3 separate regions of the Homo sapiens genome follow, and regions 1 and 2 are each linked to region 3. Evidence: read pairs that join two places in POLR2A ChIA-PET (ENCODE). Cell type or tissue: OCI-LY7. All regions are shown on one strand. Links, peaks and the distances in the headings refer to the core of each region. The heading gives the core; the rest is flanking DNA.

Region 1 (6,175 bases), core at 1,176-6,175, 54 kb after region 3:
AAGACTGTCCATTTTAACGGGGTAGAGATGACTAAATTCCAAATTGCAGTAAGCATGACAAGCCAATAAATAAGGGTGCCATGGGGACACTGAAGAGAGGTTGCTTTACACAGCCTGCACTCTAGGGAGGGCTTCCAAGAAGAGGGGACATGTGAGCTCTATCTGGAAAGATGAGCAGGGTCTTGGCAGGTGCTGAAGGGAACCAGGTGTCAGGTTGGGGCTCTGAAAGGGTGGGGCTGGGTGAAGGGGAAAGTGCCTAACCTGCATTCATTGACTGTGTACTGCAGGTGAGTGGGCCACCCTGGGCCCAGAGCAGATGGAGATGGAGGGAATGAATGAAGACATGAAAAGACCTTTGGGTGACATCCTACATAATAGAACACTTTAGAATTACATCCTTGATAATTAAGCCCAAATCCACAACATTCTAGAATATTCCTAATAAAAGTAATTTAAAATGTCCTCTACAACTTGGATTCTTTTTTTTTTTTTTTTTTTTTTTTGAGATGGAATTTCGCTATGTTGCCCAGGCTGGAGTGCAGTGGCGTGATCTCGGCTCACTGCAATCTCCCCCTCCTGGGTTCAAGCAATCCTCCTGCCTCAGCCTCCTGAGCAGCTGGGATTACAGGCACACACCACCATACCTGGCTAATTTTTGTATTTTTAGAAGAGACGGGGTTTTACCATGTTGGCCAGGCTGGTCTCGAACTCCTGACCTGAAGTGATCTGCCCGCCTCAGCCTCCCAAAGTGCTGGGATTACAAGTGTGAGCCACCATGCCCAGCCTAATTTGGCATCTATTAAAATTAAAAGTGTGCATATCCCATGACCCAGTAATTATACCATTTGATTTCAAGTAGAGAAAAATCTTGTTCAAATCGCTTGTGTAAAAGTGTTTATATTGCATCACTATTTGTAAACATGAAAAAATTGGGAGGATCCAAATATGTAGCCTATATGTAGCCCATGGAAACATATGGAAAGTTAGACAGCATGAGGTAGATTTATATGCACAAAGGAAGAGCTCCAAGACAGACAGCTGAAGGCAATAAACAAGTCACATAATACCTATACATTATGACACCATTTATGTAAAAAATTCACACACAAAAATACTACATTTTCTACGGTTATAGAAGTATGCAAGTTTTTAATACTTTATAGGTAATGCAATTTTATGTAAGAACACAGATAACTAAATAAATGCATTGTTAGAGGACATTTGTTAAGCTGAAAACTGTGGCTACCTCAGGGATTGGAGGGGGTGGTTAAAAGAGACTTAGGCCTTACTTTCTTAAATTTTGTACAAGGAGAGTGTATTCCTGTGAATTACTTGTGCAATTAAAGACTAAATAAGATAGTGAAAATGTTCTAACTTTCAGGATAAATCAATACCACCTATTTGGAAACAAATCAAGCAACATGAAACAAGATACTCTCAGATGTTCCTACCCTGTGGCCCATTAGTTTTCCTTTTAGGACTCCATCCAAAGGAAATAACCCCAGAGAGTTGCAAAGATTTTCACAGAAAGATGTTCAATGCAGTATTATTTATAATGGGGAAAAAATTGGCCATTTGAAATGTTCAATAATGGGTGAAAGCTTAGGTAGTAAGATTACATAGTAGAATGCTGGTTACCCACTAAAAGCTTGCTGTGGAAGAATTTTTATTAACTTGTGAAAAGGTTAACAAAATAGTATTAAGTCAAAATATAAAAATATGAATGCAGTATGATCTCCGATATGATGTAAGTACAAATGCCCATGGGGTTATGGGAAGGGATCCAGGAGAGCCATTTGACCAGGTCTTATGTTCACTAATTGAGACTTTGGACGTGACCTGTAAATGCAGTTATACAATAATCACAGGAATACTCTAAACACTGTCACACACAGTCACAGATACACTGTTGTAAGAGTCACATGATAAATGGCAAGAGTATATCTGTGCACAATATATCAAGAATATACACATTTAAAATACGGCACAATGGTTTTCATTCTGTTTTAGTATTGCTTCACACTCAGAGCTTCACAAATAGAGGAAGCCCAGGTCACTCTCCCTCTTGGAGAAGACCTGTTCTGCCACAGGCACAAGGGGCCAGAAGCAAACACCCCAAATGTCAGTGTGCATGCGGGTAGTCTCATGCTAGTGGGATTATAGATTGAATTTTAATGGATAGTTTTCTGCTTTTTCTAAATCTTCTACAATGAGCATGTGTATTTCTTTCAGAATGTAAAAAGAGCTTCTACAGTGAAAAAAAAAAAAAAAAACAGAAGAGGAAACGTCCTCCTTTAAAACACAAAAGCAGCGCCTGGCTCTAGAATGTGCCACATCAGGATGTGTCTGGGTGGAGACCTCAGCAGGCTGGCACCAGGGCTGGACAGAAAAAATACAGCTGGACCCTACTCCAGCGTGTCACAGAAAGGCCAGTGGCGACGCCTGCCCCACGTTGCCCTTCTAGGTGAGTCCAGAGCAGTGCTGTTGGCCAGAGGGGCAAGATGATTCAGGTTCAAAGCTGGGCCGAATCAGAGGGGCAAGACGAGTAAGGTTCAAAGCTGAGCCGAATCAGAGGGGCAAGAGGATTCAGGTTCAAAGCTGGGCCGAATGTTTGCAGGGGTCTGGGAGACAACCCAGGCTCCTGACAGGCTGCATGAACCTGAGGCCCTGGCTCAGTGGCTCTAAACCAGCGTGTGTGACAGCTCAGAGGCAAGGAGGAACCACACATTTGCAGGGGCAAATGGGATAACCAGTTTAGGCTGGTAAATAAATCCCTTTATCAAGGGACTTCAGAACAGAGGACTTATTTGCATGGTAGACAAGCTGCACATGGATGATGGGCGCAATAGAGTAAGATACAAGAATCACTAGATTATGGTGGAATCTCTTATTAATGGAGTTGGGCCTCTGGGAGCGTGTGTGTGTGTGTGTGTGTGTGTGTGTGTGTGTGTGTGTGTGTGTCTGTGTGTGTGTGTGTGATAACCCCTTCCAACCACCACTCTCCGCCCCTACCCCCATGCTTTTTCTTCCCACTAACAAAGCGGGTGTAACTGGTTCCATCAGCAGAGCAAACACAAGGCCTTTGGTTTTTCTCCTTGTGAGGAAATCACTCCTGCCTCCTCACCGGAGAAGCACAAACGCTGATGGGTCAGAGAGCAAACTGAGTTTCTAGTGCCGAGCAGCTGGGGCCAGGAGCCAGAACCCTCATTAGAGGAAGCTGCTACTATTTCCAGGCTGTGTCTATTCAGTGAAAGCAGGTCATTACAAACACAGCACGTTTTTGCATATTAACCAAATTAAAATAATAATATGTTCTCTCCTTTCATGTGCTATACTGATAAATCCCAATTTATGAATGAAACATGCTGATTAGTTAGTTAAAAAATAATTAGTCCCAGAATGTGCCTCTAAGTTGGAGACTTAATGAATGCACACAAATACGTTCTTCCAAGTTCTCAGCAGATTAGTCTTTTAAAGGAAAATATTCATAAGATGCATTCATGAGAGACAAATGATGAAGTAGCCTGATTTTATTTTTCTTTCTTTCTCCCAGTGTGGGATAATATTTGGATGTTATTTAGGGCCTTGTCAGGCTGAGTCACCTTAGAAAAACGGGTCCAAGTAATGGTCCTCATCCTTGATTAGGTTCTGATGTTCAGATGTCAAAAGAGAGGTCTCAGCTCGGTAGCTCCTTCGTGCCCTGGAGAGAGCTTTCCAGCTCTGTTATGGAGCCTTCATTTCTGGGAGCCAAAAATTAACCACAGAAAGACCAGGGTGGTGGAAAGCCAAGGGATGGCATCCACAACACCAGAGTGTGGTCTTTTTGGTCTTCATCATGTTCCCATAGCTGAGAAAACCACTATTGGCTTTCAGATAATATCTGGTTGCTTTGGCCACTGAAAATCAGAAGATACTTGGCATTCCAAGCACAAAGGGGCACAAAGATGGCTGCCAAGGCAAGGGTCTTTAACCCACAGACCAGCTGGCCATTCCTAACCTGGAGGCTGCCCTGGGCATAATTGCACCTTCCTGGGGCCAGTACATTCCAAAGACAACACGGACTGCATTGATATTGTAAAAATCATCTTCAACAATTTCCTAACTTGTCTATCAATGTGCATGATACAGGAAGAGTGATTGTTTAATGTCCATGGTTGGACCAGATACATCACTGTTTCTTTGATTGAGCCCAAGTAAAGTAGGGGGCTTGCATTTAGGAACTTTGTTGTATGGAAATCATGTGGACACCTAGACATATTGGCCATGAGAGGCCCAAAGGAACTGAGAGGAGTGAAGGCAACCTTTTTAGATTCAGGCTCTGCCCCACGTTTACTCCATGGCATAGATCATGATGAGAAGAATGGCCCATGTTCTTAAAATTTCCTTTCCCACCACCCCCGCAAATGTGTATAGCAAAATTCACGTAAGTTAAATGGCCGTACTCTCCTCTAGGATTTGAGATAAGAGAATGAGATTTGGGGTCAGAAAGGCCTGGCTGTACAAACTGTTACCTTATTTCTCTGAGTTTCAACATGCATATCTGTAACTCTGGGGTAATACTAATACCTGTCTAACACGCTCTCTGTGCCTGGGACTGCTCTAGGTTCCTCACTCATACAATATAGACAATTTAGCTAGCCCTGATGGGAAGGATAGAATAATATAATCTGCGTAAAGTTCTGGCACATCTCAGACTGCAATAAATGGTAGCTATCTTATTGCCTCCCTGCTGCTCTTCAGCCTCACCCTCTATGCCCCCCTACCACACATTTTCCACTTCATTCATTGACTCATTATTCTTTTATTAATTCAACAGATACCTACTGACCACTCTGGGCCTCCGAGGGATCAGCGATGGAGAGGTCCTGATAGTTCCCCTAATGGACTTTCTCTCCTGCCTCTCTGCCTTTACTGTTCCCTTGGCCCGAAACTGCCACATCTCAAATATGCCTGCCTCACAAACATGCCCTTTACACCTCAGCTCAGTCTTCACCTCCTCCATGAAGCTTTCTCTTATTCTACCATGAGCTGATAGTCACCAAATCCCATGTAAAGGCTGGAGTCCATTCCAATGGGTCATGGAATCATTCTATCTGGTCAGTCAGTACCAGTGGTAACATATCGTGAAAATCCCCTCTGATCCCACCTGCCCCCTCCCCACTCTATGTATATTTCCTTTGCTCTATTAGTGTCTTGTCTTGTCTTTTTTTTTTTTTTTTTTTTTTTGAGACAGAGTCTTGCTCTGTCACCCGGGCTGGAGTGCAATGTGATTTCCACTCACTGCAACTTCTGCCTCCCGGGTTCAAGTGATTCTCCCACTTCAGCCTCCCAAGTAGCTGGGATTACAGGTGTCCGCCACCATGCCTGGCTAATTTTTATATTTTTAGTAGAGACAGGATTTCACTATGTTGGTCAGGCTGGTCTCGAACTCCTGATAACTCAGGTGAGCCACTCGCCTCGGCCTCCTAGAGTGCTGGGATTACAGGCGTGAGCCACCACACCTGGCCTTATTCTGTATTTTCATTATTGGCTTTTCTTGTCTGTCTCCCCTACCTGACTGTAGGGCTCTGGAGGAAGGTTTGAATAGCTCATCTCTGTAGCTACTGAAGGGTAGCTGGCCAGGGCTGGCCACTGAAAGGTATCAAAAACGAAAAGGGGAAAAGGAGAAGATGGGTGGAAAATGAGAAACATGGGGGAAACAGAGCCGGGGTATTTTCAGCCCATGAAGAAGGGGCCACAGGCTATAAATCTGTCTTTATAAACAACCCCCCAGCCATCTGCCCCCAAAACTTTGGCACAAGAAGTCTCTGCCTTTTCTATAAAAAATTCAGCTCATATGAAAATTGTATATACATGTTGAGTATTATCTGGGCTTTGCATTTAGAAAAGAAAAAAAAAACTTTTGCTCTTGCCTGTGTCTGTTTCTTTGTCCAGCCCTTTGAGGCTCTGGTCTGTGAGTGTCTGTGCCAGTGTGCATGGCTGAGAATGGATGCTTTATGTGCAAAGGAAACACGGCTTTGCTTTGGCTGGTTCTCTGAACTCAGCTGCCAGTCACAGGGCTGGCTGCCTCGATCCGCTTCAAGGAAGTCTCACGTTTGTATTTTAGCTCTGTATTGAGGAGGCCACTGCCTTTCCAGGGTGGCTTCTGGGACATCCCCTGAATCAGGAATGCCTG
Region 2 (10,699 bases), core at 3,033-8,032, 170 kb after region 3:
TGACCAAGCTTGGGTCATGGTCCCCACCCTGGTGTTGAAGGCCTGGGACAGGGGATGCACCCCTGTAGTCATTAATCAGTTATCACTGCACTAATTCTGGGAAACAACTACAAAACTCAGTGGCTTATGCTAACAAGCCTTTCTATTTCTTACTCATGAATCTGAGAAAAAGTTGTGTCCCTGCTGGGAGGGACTGGGCTTGACTCTAGACTAATGTTGGGTTTGGGTCTGTACCGTGTCCCTCTCATCCTGTATAGACCAGGACACATGTTTTTCTCACCGGATAATAGGGGCACAGAAGACCAAATCACACAAACACATTTAGAGCCTCTGCTCAGCTCGCAAACACTCATGTGCCACCGGTTCACAAGAGTCACATGGCCAAGCTCGACTTCAGTCCCTTGGAGAGACAAATTCTCCCCTTCAATGGAGAGATACTGAAAAGTCATGTGATGAAGGGCATGGATGTCTAATTCTCTTAAAGGGGAATGAAGAATCGAAAGCAATATTCCAATCTATTCTATTCCCCAAAGTAAATAAAATGTTAACCCCAAACAAGAAATAAACGTAGGTTGAAAACCACCAATGCCCACCACAATGGTTTTGCGTAATACCCACTCGGACAAGTTGAAGAAGTTTGGTGGCAGGGGGCGGGAGTGAAGATATTTTCACTGGATTCTTTCTTGTCCTTGGGTCAAGACATGAAAAGTGCTGGTCAGTGCGACCATAGAGACTGGGATGGGGCAGGTCTCTGATGGAGACTTCAGGAGTCTGAACACAACACTGTCCCATTTGTGACATTTATGAATGCCATGATGATGAAATTCAGAGAAATGATGAAGTTGGGGATCATACCCCAACTCTGGGTCCTGAAACATTTGGAACTCCAACATATTATGAATGTCACGTCTGAGAAACTGAATCCAAACTCACTATTTTCACAGTGGTTGTTATCGGTCCTGCCCATTGGGCTTCAAAACCTGACCACATGGGCAAAAAGATTGGGAGATTTTGCTTAGTTCTGTGATCCTAATTATAGCCCTTCTCTGAACCTCAGTTGACTCATTTGCAAAATGGGACTAATAAGACCTGCTTCAGAGACATATGGAGACAACTCAAAGCAACACTGTGTGTGAACTAAGCTTGGAACCCATGAGGTGCTCAATGCATGTTGGTGCCTAGGCACCCTCCCCTTTGAAGCACGCCCATAACTGGTGGTTCCAGAGGACTCAAAGATCATGTTTTGTAGGGTGTGCCCAACAGAAAAGCTGATGAAGCAAGCACTCACTATTGGAGATGGGAAGCCTGCTCATTCCCGCACTTTAGCCCTCATTGGAAGTGGCCCATTCGACTTCAGGCATACTGCTTAAAGGGACACTTTGACAAAGGGTAGCAGGTTCAGCAAGAGCCACAGGAGAAAAAAAAAAAGGAACTCAACATCCTTTCTAATAAAAAAAAGTTGGAAGAGCAGAGGAGCATTAGGAAAGACAGAAATATAATGCCAAATATTTGCCAGAGTGACTTCTATTTTGAGAATATAGAACACTATCAGATGCAAATGGCAGGCTGGGGATTTTAGCTCAAAGTAGGGAAGGAATTTGCACCCATAACAGTTGCCTGAGTTTAGAACACACGGCCTTATCATGGGGCTTGGGTCAGACATATCTAGTTCAAATCCTGCCCTAGCTCCTCACTCCTCAGACAGCCTTGGGGCAAACATGTCTACTTCTCTAGGCTTCAGTCCAGACCAGAGTTTTGATCACATTAAAAGCTAAGAAAGGGGCAACAGACGACAAAGATTCTTGGATTTGGCCTTCCAATCATTCCCCCAACCCCCAGAACCAGAGACAAGGCAGAAGCCATAGGAGGGGAAATACTGATCCTCCTGGTGCCAGAGGACACGGAACAATGGGAAGGTCATGGTTTATCGCCTGCACCTTGCAAGATGGCAGGTTCACAAGAGAGAGTGAAGGAGAAGGCAGCATTTGCCTGGTTCACGCCATCTCTCCAGGACCAAGCACAAGACCTGACATAATGGCAGCCCTTGATCAATATTGGAAAGCAAGAAAGAAGGCAGGAGGGAAGGGAAGGGAAGGGAAGGGGAGAGAAGGGGAGGGGATGGGAGGCATTCTATGTGCTAAGCCCTCCACTTTACAGAATCTAACCTTCCCAAGTACCTGGTAAATCAGGAATTATTATCCCTTATTTTCCCAATATGTGGAAATTGGGCTTAGCAATTTACCTTTTGCAATTTATGTGACCTTGCGATTTGCCTTTTGCAATTTATGTAACCTCTCTGTGCCTCAGTTTCCTCATCTGAAAAATAGGAGGGATAATAATAACATATTTTGGCTCATAGACTTGTCATGTGAGTGCCTTGTCTGAGACACGATGAACTCAGATTCAATTAAGTTATTATTATCACATTGCAAAAGGCAGCTTTGGGACTCAAGACCTGGTCTTTCTGATTGAAAGATTCTTTTTACCTTACCATGCACTTCTGCAAACAAACATTTAAAAGAGTCTACACTGTAATCAATGCCCAATATATAAATTAATTTCCATTTAGTTTCCTTCTCCCAAGTTGAGGCCTGAGCACAATTTTGATAAGCTACAGATTTATAAATTACTCAGAGCTGGATTTACTGGGGAAGGGTGGTGAAAATGTGGCACAGGGCAGAGGAGGAGAAGTAATTCCTATAAAGTAGTGTCAAAGCAATAAATGCAGATCGTGGGATTCATGGTGATGACAGCTCATCGGCTTCCATGAATATTTGATCAGGTTGGGTTGCAGGAGTGTGGCCTGGAATTTCCAGGCAGGCTGTGACTTGGGCTTATAAATAGTGAACATGCAGGAATGAAACGGACTCCCAAACCTGAGTATCCCTCCCACCAGAAATTTGTGCTGCGTCAACTGGGGGAAGGTGGTGGGTCAACTAGAGGGACCAAGGGGCGAGGAGGAAGAGGGGAGCTGCTAATCACCCACCATCACCCCACGCCTCTACCCTGCTCCCTCCAGTGCCCCCAAATGACCAGTGGTTCCCCTGGCACTGATCTGAGATGGCGCCATTAACAAGGGCCAGAAGCCATTTAGTCTGCGTTGGAATAGCTGGGATAGTGTGAGCCAATCTCCAAGCCCCAGGCTGTTTTCCAGCCCTCTCAGGAGCAGCTCAGGTTTCTGGCCCAGTGAATGGCGCAAGCTGGGGCCTCTCTAAGCAGATCCGGTTACGCTCCCGCACTGCCTGCCGAAGCCAGGGACACTCCGTTAGAGGAGATCAGACTCTGGCTTGTTGGTGACCCTGAAGTGAGGGCCTATCAGCCCTAACCATCTCCACTGCTGCATCCAGGCTTATGACTGTGACCTGAACCTTTGCTTAAGGGGGAGACCATGGACGCAGGAAAATTTGGTTTTCCAAATTTCCAAATCCTAGATCTGCCACTTTCTAGCTCAGGGACTTCAGCAATCCTTTAGCCTCTCTGAGTTTCAGTTTTCTCATCCTTAGTGTAGGGATAATATAAGTATCCAGCTTGTGCCTTTATCAGGAGATATAAGTGAGATGGGCCATGCAAAAATTATTTTGCTCAGTGCTTAGCTCATACTACGTGCTTCATAAATATTAGCTACTTTTATATTTTGTTATCATTGCTGCTGCTAAGAGTATGTTTCTAGGAAACAGAATTTTGTGCCACATTGGCCAAGGTAATCTTTTTTAGACTCAAATGGAAAAATGAGATCTTGTAGTGTCCAACTATTTCTTAGGGACAGACTGCAGCCCAGATAAGCAACTTCCTCCAGGTCACACAGTTAGCTGGGGGCAAAGCTGAGCCTGAAACCAGGCCATGTGAGCCACATTCTCCTCCTCCTCCTTGTTGTACACTATCCAGTGTACAAAATGTTTTCGCATTTATCTGTCTCCATCATGCCATGCCGCAGCAACACACATGCAGAACAAAGAGAACTGGGCCCGTGCAGCCTTGTCTGCCTCACTCACAGTGCATTCTGGGAAACTCCTCCAAGCCCTGGGAAGCCTTGTCAATTAGCATCCTTCTGGCAGGCTTTTTAACGTCCAAAGGAAATCAGCATAGTCAATCTCTTCAGGATTTTAGTTTGAACTTTAATTTCAGCCCCAAGCCTCAACAATATCTCTGTTCTTTGCTCCCTCCATTTCATTTTTTTTTTTTTAAGACAGGGTCTCAGTCTGTCTCCCAGGCTGGAGTGCAGGGGCGCAATCACAGCTCACTTCAGCCTCTGCCTTCTGGGCTCAAGTGATCCTCCCATCTCTGCTTCCCGAGTAGCAGGGACTACAGGTATGTGCCACAATGCTTGGCTAATTTTTGTATTTTTTGTGGAGACGGGGTTTCACCATGTTGCCCAGGCTGGTCTTGAACTCCTGAGCTCAAGTGATCCACTCGCCTTGGCTTCCCAAAGTGTTGGAATTACAGGCGTGAGCCACTGTGCCAGATCTTACTCCCTCCATTTCAAAGGAGAGCTGGAGAAATGAATCTATCCCTGGGTGTGTGTGTATCTGTGTCTGTGTCTGTGTGTGTATGTAAAAATTAAAGCAAATGCTCATGGCACAGGATGTTTCCCCTCCCAAGGAAGAGCAAAGGAAAACCTGGGCTGTAAAACTTGCGCTCTAGGCACCAACCTTGCTGCTACAATTTGGAAGTCACCTGTGTTGTTATGAATTTTAAAATAAACCTGAACTGAATTGTAATTCAGACAAAACAGTGTTTTGCCTAAAAACAAAACCCTAAAACTGTAAGCCACGAGACACACGGGGGGTCAGGGTCAGGATGCAGGAGACACAGACTTCAAACCCAGACAGACTTGATTTCAAGTCTCAGCTCTACCATGCACTGGCCATGAGGACTTGAAAATACCACTGAGCATCTCTGGGTCTCTGTCTTCTCATCTGTAAAATAGGGACAGTATCAACCACCTCATAGGCTCCTTGTCAGACATAAAATGAGAGGATGTATAGAAAGTACCTGATATAGGAAATGTGCAGTCAATAAGAGCTGTCATTAAGTGTGACTGTCACCATGGCATGACTTCCCCCAGTGACATTTCTGGCAGAATTCCTAGATGGTTCTGCTGTGGCGGGGAGGCCTGAGAAAGCACTGACCCCTTCTACCCATTTTTTCAAATGAGGAAACTGAGGTCCAGAGAGGTGATTTAGAAGGGAACTAGGAAAATTAAAAGCTGGAAACGTCATGGAAAGTCTGTTCTTGAGCTGTTTCAGGGCAGTCCTGCTGACTCAAGGGGCTAGGGAGGGACGGAGAGTGGAGTCAAATTTTTGAGACTTATTTACAAGACCAGGGCCCACAGCCTGGACCGCAGTGATGTCAGTGCCACAGCCAACTGCACCACCTGCTCCACCAGAGGATCGGGGGCAGAACCAGCCAGGGGGTGGTGGTCCCTTCTTCAAGGCTGTGGGTTGACTGGCTGGTCACCGCAAGGTGCCCTTAGGTCAGGTTTCTTGCATAAAATGGGGATAACGTCTCCCCCTCAGACTCATTGTAAAGACAAATGCTACATGGGATGAAAGGGTTGCTAACCTCATCTGTGTTCTGGGCTGGGCTGAGTGTTTCTCACACGGTCACTCATTTGGTTCCCCGGTCCCCCCCAGGAGGGAGGAACCTTCACTTCCCCTTATTGCACAGATATAGAAACTGAGGCTTGGAAGGTGTAACCCACTCAAGGTCACACAACTACTAAGTGGAAGGAAGAATGGGGTCTTGGCCTCTGCCTGTCAGGATGCAGATGTCTGTGATGCTGTTCTGGACATGCCCAGTGGGTCCTCCGTGAGTGGCCTCCACAACCAGCAGAGAGTCATAGAGCAAGGCAGGTAGAACAGCTAGCTCTGCTCCCCCGAGATGGAAAGGAAGGCCACCTCAAGGCAGCTTCTAGGACCTAGACTGTTTCAGTGACAGTAGATCATGCTCTCTAACACCTCTGCATGGGATGGGAGGGCTGGGGGAATGGAAGGGCAGGTTTCGTGCCTCCTGTGCTAGCTTGCTCCAGCTGCCACGACAAAATACCACAGTCTGGGATGCTTAAACCACAGACATCTATTGCCTCCTAGTTCCGGAGACTAGAAACCCAAGATCAAGATGTCAGCAGGGTTGGTTTCTCTTGAGGCCTCTCTCCTTGGTGTGCCGATGCCATCTTCATTCACTTGGTCTTCCCTCTGTGTGTGTCTGTGTCCTAATTTCCTCTTCTTGTAAGGACACCATTCATACCAGAGGAGGGCACACCCTAATGGCTCCATTTAACTTCTTACCCTCTTTCTTTCTGCCTGGGTGCCGTGGCTCGTGCCTGTAATCCCAGCACTTTGGGACACCAAGGTGGGTGGATTACTTGAGGCCAGGAGTTCAAGACAAGCCTGGCCAACATGGTGAAACCCCATTTCTACTAAAAATTACAAAAAAAAAAAAAAAATAGCTGGGTGTGGTGGTGCCCACCTGTAATCCCAGCTACTCAGGAGGCTGAGCATGAGAATCACTTGAACCTGGAAGGCAGAGGTTGCAGTGAGCTGAGATGGTGCCACTGCACTCCAGACTGAGTGACAGAGCGAGACTTTGTCTAAAAAAAAAAAAAATGCTCTCTGTAAATGTGGTCACATTTTGAGGTACTAGGGGTAGGACATCAACATATGAATTTGAGGCCAGGGGGACCCAGTTCAGCCATGACACCTCCCTTTACTGTGAGGGGTCAACGTGCCTTTCTGGGTCCACCCACTGTGGCCTATGGAATCTTTCACAGCCTCTCAGCAGCACAGTCCTCGGAGCCACAGCCTGGCCTCCTTGGGTCTCCGGCCAGAGAAGGCTCTGCTCAAGTGTCATCTCCTCAAAGAGGCCTTCACTGACCATCCTGTCTAAACAAGAGCTCCCCTCCCCTAGCCACACAAATTCTCTTCACAGCCTCTATCATCGCCTGGACTTGGGTGTGTTATTTGCTGGCTTACATATTATCCCTCTCCCTACTAAAATGTTAGCTCCCTGAAGACAGAAATTTTATTTTGTCCTAGCTGTACTCCCAGCATTGAAAAAGTCACCGGAGCCATGGGTTGGAGGGAAGGGGCGGGAAGCGGGGAGGGCTGAATAGGTGGATCACAGGGAATAGTGGCATCATGCATATCACGATGCCTTTGTGCAAAGCCATAGAATGTACAACACAAAAAGGGAACCGTAATGTAAACTAGAGGCTTTAGTTAATAAAAATGTATCAGTATTGGCTCATCAGTTGTAACAAATATAGCACACCCATGCAAGATGTTAATAACAGGTGGTAACGGGATTGGGGGGCTTTGGAAGTAGATGAGAACTCTGTATTTTCCACTCATTTTTCTATAAACCTCAAACTGCTAAAAAAAAAAATGAAGTCTACTAATTTCTTCTTTTTTTTTTTTTTGAGATGGAGTCTTGCTCTGTCACCCAGGCTGGAGTGCAGTGGCACAATCTCTGCTCACTGCAAGCTCCACCTCCCGGGTTCATGCCATTCTCCTGCCTCAGCCTCCCGAGTAGCTGGGACTACAGGCGCCCGCCATCATGCCCAGCTAATTTTTGTATTTTTAGTAGAGACAGGGTTTCACCGTGTTAGCCAGGATGGTCTCGATCTCCTGACCTGGTGATCCGCCCGCCTCAGCCTCCCAAAGTGCTGGGATTACAGGCGTGAGCCACCGTGCCCGGCCGAAGTCTACTAATTTCTTAAACAGCACGTAGTACATAGTAGGTACACAGTAAATATTTGCTGATGACTGAAGGATTCAAATCATCAGCCTCAATTTATGGAGGTTTATGCCATGCCCCACATGGTACTGCAAAAAACCCAAGTGAGGTACAAGGCATAGACCCTCCAAAGAGTGACAGAACTCACAGGAAAAAAACACAAGGTCAATGGCAATTAGGTCAATGATAATTAAAACACAAGGTCAGTGGTAAACACAATGTGAGTGGTGATTAATTCATTCTGAGGCTCCTGTAAATTGCCTGCAGGGAGGCTGTGCTACTGGCCACCTGCAGACAGTACCCCAGCCCCCACCTGAGGCTGTGGGAATGCCTTGTAGTCAACAAAGCGAGAGTGACCCCCAACCACTGAGGATTGCCTGGGTAGGGTATTCCATGGCGTGAGCCACATGACTTCTCAGAGGTCCCCAGCAGGCTGGAGCCCAGCTAGCCTTGGCAATTACCTGTCCATCACACACCATCCCATGGTTTTACTCTGTTCCCTGTGTCACTTCCCTAGTCTCTCACCAAGATGCCTGGGGTCACCTTCCAAATAAAAACCTTGCCCCAAATCATTGTCTCAGTGTCTGCTTCCTGAGGGACCTAAACTAAAACACTACCCACTGTAAAAGGCGGTACAGAGAAGGCTCTCCATAAGGGGTAATCACTGTTATCATGTTACTAATAGCAACAGTAATAACGAGCATCATAATGATGAAATAACTGAGACCCCAAGAGGGAGGGTCTCTTGCCCTAGTTCACTTCAGAAGGTAGATGGCATAGGGGTTTCTAATCTAGTCTGTCTGACTTCAACATCTGTGAGATCCCACACACCCACACACCTATGCACTCTGAGTTGAAATGCCTGCTGCAGATTCCCAGGGCTCCCAAGGAGCTGCTCTTGGGGGTTAGATGATAAGGATGGCTGGAGTAATCCCAGAGAGCTTCCTGGAGGAGTTGGCATGGAGTCTCAAGAGAAGAACACAGATTCTGGAGTCAGGCTCAGATTTGTGATTGGGTTCTATGTCCCTGAGCAAGTCACTTTAACTACTTGGAGCCTCAGTAATCCCATTGGAAATGGGAATAATGGGGCCCAGCTCACACAATTGTTATGAAGAGTAAATGTATTGGTGAAGAGAACAGGTTTTAGACTGAGAGAGCTCTGAGTTGGGATCCCGGTACTGTCACTGACAAGCTTAGAAAAGTCTTTTTTTTTTTTTTTTTTTTTTGAGATGGACTCTCACTCTCTCGCCCAGGCTGGAGCACAGCGGCACGATCTCGGCTCACTACAAGCTCTGCCTCCTGGGTTCACACCATTCTCCTGCCTCAGCCTCCCAAGAAGCTGGGACTACAGGCGCCCGCCACCACGCTGGGCTAATTTTTTGTATTTTTAGTAGAGACAAGGTTTCACCATGTTGACCAGGATGGTCTCAATCTCCTGACCTGGTGATCCGCCTGCCTCGGCCTCCCAAAGTGCTGGGATTACAGGCATTAGCCACCGCACCCCGCCTAGAAAATACTCTTAATCACTCTAAGCCAAAGTTCTTTCATTTGTAAAATGGAAATAATATTAGTTCCTACCAGTAGAATTATAGTGAGAATTAAATAAGATAGCACATGTAAATCCCTTAACATGGTGTATGAAATACAGTCAATGCTCACTAAATGTTTGGTACTTTTCATCAAGATGTTAGCGGCAATGGAGTAAATTGTACAAACTATTTTGGATATAATGTGGCACATCAAATTAAAACTGAACACACCTATGGCCCAGTGATTCCACTTTTAGGGGTTTATCCTATGGATATATCAAGATACATGTGTGAGAATGCTGACTGGAATACTGTTTGTAACAGCAAAACACTGGAAACAACTCAACTGCCTCAGTAGTGAGGGAACTGGTTACATCAATGGCAGCAATACCCACAAAGAAATGCCACGTAGTTGTCAAAGGAGAAATGCAGATTCATGAGTGGGATGTACAGAAAGATGTCCAAGGTATACTGATAAGTAAAAAGGCAAGTGATAAAAGAGGTGTATATATTAACCTGTCTCTTTAAAACTTTTTTTTTGAGACAAGCTCTCACTCTGTCACCCAGGCTGGAGTGCAGTAGCTCAGTCACAGTTCACTGCAACCTCCTCCTCCCAGGCTCAAGTCATCCTCCCAAGCAGCTGGGACTACAGGTGTCTACCACCACACTTTACTAGTTTTTTGTATTTTTAGTAGAGATAGGGTTTCACCATGTTGCTGAGGCGGGTCTCAAACTCCTGGGCTCAAAGAGATCCTGTAATCCCACAGTGCTGGGATTACAGGGGTGAGCCACTGAGCCTGGCCTTGTCTTTTTGTTGTCGTTGTTTGGTTTTGTTTTTTAAAGGCATACACATGTGCTTAGAAGTATTCTAAAAATATTCTCAAGGAAGTGTGAACCCAAAGTATCTGAGACAGTCTTAATCAGTTTAGAAAGTTTACTTTGCCAAGGTTAAGGACGCACCCATGACATAGCCTCAGGAGGTCCTGAGGCCAAAAATTGTTTGGCCCCAAGGTAGTTGAGATACAGCTTGCTTTTATATGTTTTAGGAAGACATGAAACATCAATCAATATGTGTAAGATGTACATTGGTTTGGTCCAGAAAGGTGGAGGGGGTGGTTTCCAGGTCATAGGTAGACAAGAGACAAATAGTCGCATTCTTTTGAGTCTTTAATCAGCCTTTCACTGAATACACAATTTACATGCGGTGGTGGGGGGCGGGGGCGTAGAAGAATAGTCACTTATGCCTTAGTCTGGCTCAGTGAATCAGCATTTTTACATAAACAATAGGGCAGAGGAAGCAATCGGATAGGCATTTGCTTCAGGTGAGCAGAGGGATGACTTTCTGTCCCACATCTGTGAAGATCAGCTGTTGGTTTACATTGCCAGGGTGAAATTCAACAGAACTAATTTAGGGTGAAGATCTTGAGGCCCACAAG
Region 3 (5,000 bases), core at 1-5,000:
AGGTTGATGGCAAAAACTGCAACTACTTTTGCACCAACCTATACATTTGTTACACCCAAAGTTCACAGTTTACATTAGGGTTCACTCTTGGTATTCATTCTGTGGGTTTGGACAAATGTATAATGACATGTATCCACCCATTATGGTATCATACAAAGTAGTTTCACTGCCATAAAAATCCTCTGTGCTCCCCCTATTCATCCCTCTTCGCCAGCCCCCAACCCCTGACCTTTTTATTGTCTCACAGACTTGCCTTTTCCAGACTATCATACAGTTGGAATCATAAAGTATGCAGCCTTCCAGATTGCCATCTTTCACTTAGTCATATGCATTTAAGGTTCCTCCATATCTTTTCATGGTTTGATTGCTCATTTCTTTTTAGTGCTTAATAATAGTCCATTGTTTGGATGGATCACAGTTTACTAATCTATATTCACCTACTGAAGGGTATCTTGGTTTTTCCAAGTTTTGACAATTATGAATAAAGCCGTCATAAACATCTATGTGCACGCAGGCTTTTGCGTAGGCATAAGTTTTCTCAAGGATTTTTTCAAATCTATCTTTTTTTTTTTTAGATGGAGTCTCACTCTGTCACCCAGGCTGGAGTGCAGTAGTGCGATCTCAGCTTACTGCAACCTCTGCTTCCTGGGTTCAAGCGATTCTTCTGCCTCAGCCTCCCGAGTAGCTGGGACTACAGGCGAGCACCACCACACACAGATAATTTTTGTATTTTTAGTAGAGTCAGGGTTTCACCATACCCGGCTAGGCTGGTCTTCAACTCCTGACCTCGTGATCCTCCTGCCTCGGCCTCCCGAAGTGCTGGGATTACAGGCTTGAGCCACTGCGCCTGGCTGGAAACATCTTTTTAATGAACTCACCAAATTTTATTTGTAGCTACAAAGCAACAACTAACTTTCTTACCTAATCATTTCAGCTTCTGGCTAACCTTCTTACCTCTTTTACATTAAAGCCCCCTTCGGAATTAGAGCTTTTAATACCTAGGCATCTTGAGTGTCCTGTTTGGGTACCAGGTGAGCATTTGATGAGTTCATTCCACTGAACTCAAAACACCAGTATTTCATAAGTAAAGTATAATAAAATAAAAATTGAGATGTCTGAATATTAATATAACCCAGTACCTGCCTGCTGTTTTGTCTGGTTGGGTTTTTGAGAACTCATCTTTTTTATTTTATTTTTTCAGACAGAGTCTCGCTCTGTCTCCCAGGCTGGAGTGCAATGGCACGATCTTGGCTCACTGCAACCTCCGCCTCCCAGGTTCAAGTGATTCTCCCACCTCAGCCTCCCGAGTAGCTGGGATTACTGGCACCCGCCATCATGCGCGGGTAATTTTTTTTGTATTTTTGTAGAGACAGAGTTTCACCATGTTGGCCAGGCTGATCTCGAACTCCTGACCTCAGGTGATGCCTCCACCTCAGCCTCCCACAGTGCTGGGATTACAGGCATGAGCCACGGTGCCCAGCCAAGAACTCATCTATCTTTAATCATTATCCAGGTTTGGGCACATTCAGAATTTAATTTCTAAAGGGAGAAGGAAGGCATTAGGATTTCAGCATGTGAACCTATTTGATGAGCAAAATTCAATCTTTGAAGGCTCTTGGTATTGATTTTGTTATAAATATAAAAAATACTGCCTGGTCAGCAGCCCTAATCTTAAGGAACATTATGACAGGAAAAGCAGTAGTCTCTGGAGGCCAGCTGCAGAATTTGGAACCAGAAGCCTGGCATACATCATGCCGAAGGCATAGGCTATATTTGGTGACATGACTCAACCTAGCCAAATATAGGCAACAGATACAGTGTGACTCTGGGGATCTACACTACCAAATCCTACAACCTAGAAAAGATCCATACGTCAACTAGGCAATTCTATGCTAAGCATTTGCCAGTTGGAAGAACCAATATTTACCAACAGACTGACTTAGAATAGGTGGGGGCAGGAGGTGCTAAAAAGAACAGTATGTACTATCATATCCTTTTAAGACACTAACTAAAGTAACCAAGTCAAAAAATAAAAGGAGAAAAGACCAGAGGAAATCCTCCTTTACATTAGCAGTATATATAAGTATTACTTTCATTAATTAGGTAAAATAAGTTATTTTCTAAAGAATAATCCAGATATTACTACTACTGATAATTCAACAGGAAATAATAAAAATAAATGCTGCCATTTCAAACACACAAACACCAAAAAGTATCAAATGTATCTGCAGCACAATTAGATTTCACGCTATCTATAAGCTTTTCTTTTTCACAGTCATGCCAACAATGTTGACAACATGGTGCAGGCCAAGGAATGATAATAGGGAATAACTCTAAAGTGACAAGTAGCATAAAATTTTTAAGGATCAACTTTTGATTGATTCACCCTATAAAAATGTGGATACTCCAAAGAAAAGCAGGGTGTTTGCAGAGGAGTCTTCAGTGAGCACCATTAAAAATTTCTAATGCACACAAATATATACATACACATACATTTGCAGTTGTTGATTGCCTAACTAGAAGTGCTGCTCCTACCTCTGCTCCTGCTAATTTTGTTTAGCTCACATCTAAGTAAATCAAAACTATACCGTCATAAGTAATATTTTAAAGGAGGTAGTCCTCCTACCCCTGCACATCTTCTGTTTTTACAAACTCCACTTGAGACTTGCAGCAAGATGGCGCTGTGGGGACCTGGACATCGGACAGCAAAGCTCAAGAAATGTGTAATAAATCCACTGGTTTTGAATGCCAACTTTATATACTTACACAAATGCAGAAGACATAGCAATATGAACAAAACAGCATTCAATATGTTCTATAATTTAATGGTATAAATTTAATTTTTAATAATTTAGTGTATTGACACAAAAATAACTCCCCAAATCAAAATCAGTAAGCTTATTCTACCCCCTTATCTATCTGTGCTACAACCAACTTCCAACAAAGACATTCCCATGCAAAATCACAAAGAAGGAACTGGCTGAGACAGATATCAGCTGAAGAGTCTTGTCCCCTCCCAAAGAGCCACTTAAAATTCACTAAACACACAGAGTTTAGGCTAAACAAAACCCTTCTCTGCTACAAATTTGGCTTTCAGCTCAAAAGCCAGTACTTACAAAAATCTTTGAATTAATGGCTTTCCTAACTCTCCACACTGCCATTTCCCTTCCCACATCAGGCACTCCAGCCATTCAGAACTGCTGGCCCATAACTTCAACTTCTGGGTAACTCCCTCTACCTAGAAGGCCCTCCTCTCTCTCTCTGCCCCTCAATGTCTTACCACTCAAGCCTCCACACTTTTGTCCCAGCAGTTCCCCTGCTAGGCCTCACATCTTATGAGAAGCCTTCCCTGCCCCACATCATCCTTGCTTTGATTCAGATAACCCTCTGTACTCCTTCCAGTATTCTTTACACTTATTACACCATATTTACATTACTTGTTTTAATCTCTTGCTGTAGGGCAATGAGATCTTTATGGATTTTGGGTGTGCTACCCCAGAGCCTGGAGCAGAGAAAGGTGCTCAATAAACAACTGTGGAAAATGAATGAAGCAAAGTCAGCAGTTGATGATCTCTCTGCCATGGAAGATGCAGTGTAATGGGTAGAGTCAAGCCGGTATCATCTTGTGACCTAAGTCAAATTATTTAGCTTTGCTGAACCTCAGGAAAACAGAGATAATTCCATTGACTTCACAGAGCTGTTGTGAGACAGTCTTGAGATAATGTTTGCAGAATGCCAAAAAAAATCCCTCAATATGCAGTAGGTACTTAACAAAATTAATTCCTTTCCCTTCCCCAGTAATAAGCCGAAGATAACCAACAATTTTCCACTTGTAAGAGAAAGGACAAGTAGGATTTATTTTGGCCAAAAAGTTCCAAACTGGAACCTTGGAAAAGGGAGGGGCAAATCTGGGGGATATTTCAGCTTCAGAAAAATGAGAATTTGCTAGTGTCCTTGGTTAAAAACAGGGATATAAGTCTTCTCAGGAAGAGAGAAAAGAACAAAACCTAACCCCTTACTTTCATCAAAGCCAAACTGGCAAAGATACATAATAATTTTAATGAAAACTTCAAAAATTCAACCTAAAATTTTTCTTTTCAATAAAACCAGAGAGGATCTTCATTTTGAACCAAAACCCCAAATTTAATGTTTCAATTGTAATATGATGATTGAAAAACAGATTGTAGTAGTGGCAAAAGAAAATAACACTTATCTGTAAGATGGGAGAGGTCAATGGAATATGTTTCTACAGATGGAGGAAGGTTTCATAGAAGGGAAGGACTGCTTTGACTACAACTCGGGGCAGGTGCGAAGCTGCAAGATCTAAAAGCATCTAAGAATTTCAGGCAGAAGGGAATGTCCAGAGAGAAACTAGTAAGAAGCTGACCCAATTAAGGAATTCAAAAGATTTCCTACTGCCAGTAAAGCTAACAACAAACCAGCAAGCAGGAAGGCTATTTTTATCCTTGCCAGAAGCCTTCTGACTCTAGATGCTACATTTAGAGGACAGAGCAACAAGATAACTTGCCTTAAGAGGATGTTATGATACCAGAGATTAATGGCAATTTTTTAAGCTCTAAAAAACTCGGCAAAACTAGGTGTAGTTTTTGTCCAAGCTAAGCCAGCCAAAGTCAGTTGGAAAAAAAAAGGTGAAAAAAATATAATGGAAAGAAAAGTGGAAAAACAGACCAAGTAGTAGAAAAAATTAAAGCAATCCAGAAAAAAAGCCAAGGCAGTAAATTAAAATTCTCCTACCTTGCAAAAAGTTTGCTTAAAAGAAGCATGTGTTACAAGAGACATATATTAAAAGAACCAATGAATAAAGAACTGGCCCCAAGGTGAAAATAATTTTGACAAATGGCTCTCTGTGCTGACATGAACATAAAAAAACACCAAGATAAACTTATGAAATCTCTAGGGACCACAAGCTAAGTCAGTGTAAATGATTGAGAACTTTAGAGATAAGAGAGAGAAGCCACAAGAGATCTAATTAGACTTTT

Evidence for each region. ChIA-PET counts read pairs that join two places held together with the same protein. Peaks named below come from ENCODE experiments on the same cell type or tissue, not always from the same donor. Only the 100,000 strongest peaks of a DNase experiment are listed, where the experiment ranks them.
Region 1: POLR2A ChIA-PET joins it to region 3 with 7 read pairs; 25 of 35 experiments call an interaction of 5 or more read pairs at or near these places.
Region 2: POLR2A ChIA-PET joins it to region 3 with 5 read pairs; 8 of 35 experiments call an interaction of 5 or more read pairs at or near these places.

What each region holds. Positions count from the first base shown.
Region 1 is chr5:173,869,376-173,875,550 of GRCh38, reverse strand. No RefSeq gene overlaps it. Among named protein-coding and RNA genes, the nearest start is that of CPEB4, 16 kb to the left of the region's middle. RefSeq lists a silencer at 477-635. In OCI-LY7, for the core only: no CTCF peak of the experiment used is centred there; a DNase peak (open chromatin) is centred at 3,180; H3K4me3 peaks cover 516 bases; H3K27ac peaks cover 358 bases.
Region 2 is chr5:173,746,050-173,756,748 of GRCh38, reverse strand. LINC01484 (long intergenic non-protein coding RNA 1484) reads left to right here and starts at 10,540. Exons shown (of 3, transcript NR_108027.1): 1 at 10,540-10,699. In OCI-LY7, for the core only: no CTCF peak of the experiment used is centred there; no DNase peak of the experiment used is centred there.
Region 3 is chr5:173,923,349-173,928,348 of GRCh38, reverse strand. The region is part of intron 2 of CPEB4 (cytoplasmic polyadenylation element binding protein 4); the gene reads right to left. Among named protein-coding and RNA genes, the nearest start is that of CPEB4, 38 kb to the right of the region's middle. In OCI-LY7, for the core only: CTCF peaks have their summits at 2,479 and 2,678; DNase peaks (open chromatin) are centred at 2,678 and 4,468; H3K4me3 peaks cover 653 bases; H3K27ac peaks cover 2,151 bases.